Linked DNA regions of Mus musculus: region 2 is linked to region 1. Evidence: chromatin contacts called from ENCODE Hi-C or POLR2A ChIA-PET data. All regions are on one chromosome and are shown on one strand. Each heading gives the region's core, a stretch centred on a gene start or an enhancer-like site at or near the end of the contact. The rest is flanking DNA. Distances are from core to core; before and after follow the strand shown.

What was found. A loop is a pair of places that touch in the nucleus more often than their neighbours do. ChIA-PET counts read pairs that join two places held with the same protein, here RNA polymerase II (POLR2A).
Region 2: a loop to region 1 is called in a map of heart, with 2.3 times the contacts of the local background. The contact joins the promoter of Xbp1 here to the promoter of Mrps24 in region 1. A Hi-C loop is called at or near these places in 1 of 37 maps with a recorded cell type or tissue (heart). POLR2A ChIA-PET finds 5 or more read pairs at or near these places in 4 of 5 experiments (Patski and embryonic stem cell).

Annotation. Positions count from the first base shown.
Region 1 is chr11:5,706,326-5,709,208 of GRCm38, reverse strand. Mrps24 (mitochondrial ribosomal protein S24) reads left to right here and starts at 1,508. Exons shown (of 4, transcript NM_026080.3): 1 at 1,508-1,585; 2 at 1,654-1,722; 3 at 1,800-1,911. The coding sequence starts at 1,547.
Region 2 is chr11:5,519,243-5,522,125 of GRCm38, reverse strand. It overlaps Xbp1 (X-box binding protein 1), which reads right to left and starts at 1,485. Exons shown (of 6, transcript NM_001271730.1): 1 at 926-1,485; 2 at 107-203. The coding sequence starts at 1,131.

The sequences.
Region 1 (2,883 bases), core at 259-2,758:
CCCTCTCCGTGAACAAGGGAAGAATGACAATTTTATCCAGAGAACCTGTACGCATTTGTCTAGGAGTTGACTTATTTCTAAGAATGACCAGTTAGTTCCTGGTCATGGTCTTTTATTTTGAGACAGGGTTTATTTACTCTGTAGCCTTGGAGCCTGGAGCTCCATATGTAGACCTTGAACTGATAAAAGATCCATCTGCCTCTGCCTTCCAAGCACTGACATTAGAGTGTAAGTGTCCACTCCCATGGATGCTTTGAAGGAGTTCCCAGCCAGGTGTGGTGGCACACCCCTCATCCCAGCACTTCAGAGGCAGAAAAGGTGGATCTTTGTGACTTTGAGGCCAGCCTGGTCTATAAATTGAGTCCAGAATTTGTTACACAGAGAGCCCTTGTCTCAAAAACAAAAACAAACAAAACAAAACAGTCCCCCAAAACAAAAAACCAAAGCAAAACAAAAAATCCCTTCATTCAATATTTTGTTATAATGAGAGTCAGACTCTAGAGTCCATGTGCTTTCTTTAGTAGAGTGAGTTCTTCACGATTCTATTCCCCCCTTGCCATTAATAATTACTCAATAATAATTACAACGACATTGCTCTAGCCTCATAAATTTCCTTGCCATTTAAAATTTTCTTCCTTGGGTGGCTCCACCGCAGAAATAGACCCTCAACACACTGCCTCTTTACTTTAAATGATTAGGAGCCAACCCAGCAACCCCTTTTCTGGGATCTGCTCAGCATGAAGGCAAATGACTATTCCCAGCCCAAAGGAGGCTGACGCTGTCATATTGGATATTCCTGGAGAGTACGCGGTCTCAGGTAGGAGCACAAGCACGGAACAGCGGGGCCTGAGGGCCGGCGCGTTTTCTCTTCAATTCTCTAGAGGACATTGAAGCTGTTTCTACCACCTCTCTATGAGGATAAAAACTTCATGGCTTTTGTTTGTTTGTTCTGTTTTGCCAGAACGGGTTTCTCTCTGTAACTCAGACTCTCCAGGAACTCGCTTTGTAGACCGGACTAGGCTGGAATTCAGAGACCCACCTGCCTCGGCCACCCGAGTGCGGGGATTAAAGGCGTGCGCCACCATGTCCAGCTACACCTCAGTTTTGTTTTTTTTTTTTTTTTTTTTTTTTTTTTTTAAAGATTTATTTATTTATTATATGTAAGTACATTGTAGCTGTCTTCAGACACTCCAGAAGAGGGAGTCAGATCTCGTTAGGGATGGTTGTGAGCCACCATGTGGTTGCTGGGATTTGAACTCTGGACCTTCGGAAGAGCAGTCGGGTGCTCTAACCCACTGAGCCATCTCACCAGCCCCACACCTCAGTTTTATATCACCAAATTTTCGCATTTAAAACCCAACACCAGGTCCGACCAAGGACTAGCTGACAGTATCAGGAAAATTGCAGGACGTCCCACACTCCGACCCACGCCACGCCCTCTCCCTCGCCACGCCCCGCCCCCGCCCGTGTTCCCGTTAGTTCCTGCTCTGAGGCCCCGCCTTCCTGCGGCTGCGCACTGACGCGTCCCGGGTCGCGCCGGCCCAAGATGGCGTGGTCCGCGTCGGTGCGCGGGCTAGGGCAGCGGGTGAGTGGGCCGCGGGCGGGAGGGCTGGGGCGCCATCCGGTGTCCGCTCACTCCCCGCCTCTCCGCAGGTGCTGGCCTGCAGCCGGGAGCTGCCTGGCGCCTGGCGCACCCTGCACACCTCCGCGGTCTGCGCCAAGGTGAGTGCGGCGGCCGGGTCTGGGGGCCGCGAGGGCGGCTGGGCTGGGTCTCCCCGTGACCGCACCTTCGCTCCTAGAATCGGGCGGCGCGAGTCCGCGTGGCCAAGGGGAACAAGCCGGTGAGCTACGAGGAGGCGCACGCCCCGCACTACATCGCACACCGAAAGGGCTGGCTGTCGCTGCACACAGGTGAGGGCGCCTGGGAAGGACTGCCACCCTGGTGGCACGGGTCACTCTTGAACGTACTCTTCAAGGCAAAGAGCCGAACTTTTGGGTGGGAGGCCGGGCGTGACGGCGAACGCGCTCGGGAGGCCGATCTTGAGTTTAAGGCCAGGTAAGGTTACTTACTGAGACCCTGTCACATTTAGTTAGGGGACTGGAAAGATTGCTAAATGCTGTGCCGCTCTAGCATGAGGGTGCAGCCTAGCTCCTAAATGAGCACTTGGTGCCACAGCTCAAGGGGTGTGAGGGTGAAGGAGATATTTGGTTCTTGGGGGTCACTGGCCAGCCAGTCTTGGAAGAGCAGCTGTTTTGCTAGAAAATAAACGAGCAGCAAATAGTGATAGAGGAAAAACATTGGCTGTTAACCCCTGGTCTTCTCCATGCGTCTGTCAAGGGAGCAAGCCTGCACACACACTGTACATGTTACCGACAACAGAACATATGAGTGATGGGCATATTAGGATGGTGAAAGAAAGGAATTCTTGCATATTGAAAGGAATTTGAATATTTCTTGCTAAAGTCTCATTTGAGCCTCCATAGAACAGTATTTGCATGCTTACAAACAAGGTTTGACAGTGCTTTTTTGGCAAGCCATAATTTACAGATGTGTAATAGCCCGGAGGCGATGCGGTAGTGAAGTCTACATAGGATCCTAGACCTGGAAGAGTGTGCCCTATGTAATGCGGTGTTCACCCAAGTACAAAACTGCAGGAATGTGCTACAGTCTTCATGGCTCACAGAACCCGTATTTTTAGGCTTTTTTTTTCTCCCCCTACTTCCTATTTTGTATTTTTCTTGTTCATTTCCATTTCAGTATGCATGTTGTGTGTGTATATGTATGGATGTGTTCAGTTTGTCTGAGTCAGCCCTCTCCTACCATATGGGGCCCCAGGGATCAAGCAAGCACCCTTGCCTGCTGAACCATCTTTAAGAGAGTGT
Region 2 (2,883 bases), core at 236-2,735, 190 kb after region 1:
TGGTTAAACTTTAAATGGCACTTTGGGTTGTATTCTAAAGGGCTGAAGCAGTTTAGGATGGGCCCTGATATGGATGGGATGAAAGCATGGCCTGAAGTCCCTTTACCTCTTCTTCCAAATCCACCACTTGCTGCTCCAGCTCGCTCATCCGGGCTTTCTTTCTATCTCGAGCAGTCTGCGCTGCTACTCTGTTTTTCAGTTTCCTTGGGGAGGAGACAGGGAACATAACTGAGTCATCTCCAGCTTTCATGTGTCTTCATTTGTAGACGTGGCCAGCTGGTGCTTTCGTTGACTTTACAGAATAAGGCTTAGCAAGTAAACACGCTTAAAGCTCCTATCAAAACGCACACGCACACGCATACACACGCTGCTTTCTATCCACAGGCCTTGAAGACTTGCTTGATTCTCTCCCGTGCGGCTGTCCACCCGGATCTCATTTTACCACCGGGCTGATACATTCCCGTTGCGTCATATGCTTCTTCCCTCCTCCCCCGCTACTTTCTGGGTCCAATTCCGTCCCACAGGCTCCTTGCTAGAGCGATATCCGTGAAGGCGGCGGGGACGCTACCAACTGTCCCTCCCCAAGCCAAACTCTCGGGATGCCGGACGCTGTGGACTCGGTTCCCAGGGTGGGGTTCCCAAGTGGCTGCAATGACAGCTGGAGCGGTTCCTACCCTACGACCACAAAGAGCGAGCATTTACAGAGGACTGGGCGTCGGGCACCTTCTTCTGTGCCTGTGTCGGGAGCTCCTGCACACACCCCCGACGCAGACCTTCGGAGGGGCATCCCCCTCAGCTCCGCTTCCCAGGTTAGACACTAGAGGTGAATCTAACCCACCGTACGGAGCCCACCAGCTGGCACACACGAGAGAGTCCCAATCCCAGTCCTGCCGCCCCGCGCCCCAGCCTTGCCCGCCGGGCCCACCTCCGCAGCGCTTTCTCCTCCGGGCTCAGGTGCGTGAGCCGCTGCCGCTTGCGAGCCTGCGGTGTCCCGCTCGCCTCCGACCCTGCTGCCCGCGGACCGGGTACCATGAGCGGCAGCGCCCGGCCGCCGGAGGCGGGCTGGCCAGATAAGAGTAGCACTTTGGGGGCCGCCGTGGCCGCGCTCGGCGCCGCTGCCACCACCACCATAGCCAGGAAACGTCTACGCCAGCGCCGCCACCGCCCCGTGGCCTCCTGCCGCGCCCAGCCTTTCTAGGGTCGTGGCCGTCCGCGATTGGCCGGTGCTCCGTGACGCGCGGGTATATTCATCACTTATTGGTCCTGTAGTCCCGGGGGCGGGCTCAACTCGGGCGGGGTGAGTGTCCAGCGTGGCTGCACAGCTGTTCTCCGCCGTGCAAACTGGGCCTTAGGGTGGATGGACGGTGGCGACCACTGGTTGCTGGAGTCCAAGGATCTTCGGCAGACGTCCCCACCCCGGCTGAGGATTGCCAGGCTGTCCTCTCAGGCCAGATTTCCAGACCGAGTCTCACGGTTTTACCCTAGCCCGACCCCATTTTAATGTCCGGCGCTACGTCCCCCGTCCCGTCCCCCCCCCCCCCCCACTTCCCAGTACAGCAGAAAATTGAACTGGTGGCATATCCGGCTTAGGGTTAGCGGACACACACACACACCTGGGAAATTTTCACAAAATGAGTCTTTAGAAAATGAGATGATTGCAAAACTAAATGTAGCAGGGTAGTACTCACTTGTAATCTCAGCACTTTATTGCCAGTTTGAGAGCAGCCTGGGCTACATAGGGAGGTCTAGCTAGGCCAGCTGGGGCTATAGATCAAACCCTATTTCATATAAATTAATTGATATAAATTAATAACTTTAAAAGAAAACACTAGAGCCTTGGCTAGCATGTAGTAAGGGATTAGTAAATAAAGTCTGCATAGTGAGAATACATGTGGTTTCGTTTTTCTTCTTATTTCTGATCTCTTCTGGTATGAGCTTTTATCACTGTTGTCTTTGTTTTGCTGTGCTGGAGCCAGACCCCAGAACCTAATGCTCTAGCACTCCACTATTCCCCTTTACTGTGGAACTAGAGATACCACTGAGCTATATATACCTCCAGACTTTAGTATTCCTTTCATTAGGGAATGGGAGTGAGGAGGGGGTGGAAATAGGTTTCAGGGGATGGGATGGGGTGGGGGAGAGTGTACTCTTCTATTGCTTTCCGCCTTATAAGAGTCAGTGCACTTGAAGCTTGCCCCTGAGGCTATGCTGGCTGGCCATTACACCTCCATGGTCTGCTTGTCTCTGCTCTCTGCCACTGGGGTTACGATCAGGCTCAGCCTTGCCAACCTTTCACCTGGGTGCTGGGCGTTTTTCACCTACACAGCCACCCCTACATTAGTATTTTTTTTCCTTTTCCTATTTCCAATAATTTATTTTTTATTCACTTTATATCCCAATCATAGCCCCCTCTTCCTAGTCCCACCCTTACAAATCCCCCCCCCCCATTGCTCCCTCCCCTTCTCCTTAGAGAATACCTCTTTGATACCACCCTACCCTGGGACATCTAGTCTCAGCAGGACTAGGTACAACATCTCCCATTGAGGCCCAACCAGGCAGTCCAGGGAGGCGGAGGGGATCCAATGGCAGGGAACAGAGACCAAGATAGCTCCACTCCACTTGTTAGGGGACCCACATACAGACCAGGCTGCACGTTTGCTACAGATGGGGGTGGGGGGGATAAGTTCAGCTCCTGTAGGTTTCCTTGTCAGTGGCCCAGGCTCTGTGAGCCCCCATGGTCCCAGGTTAGTTGACTCTGTATGTCTCCTTGGGGCATCCTTGACCCCCTTCCACTGCTCAGTTCTATTCCCATCTCTTCCACAAGACTCCCAGCTCAACTCAATGCTTAGCTGTGGGTCTCTGCATCTGTCTCCATCTGCTACT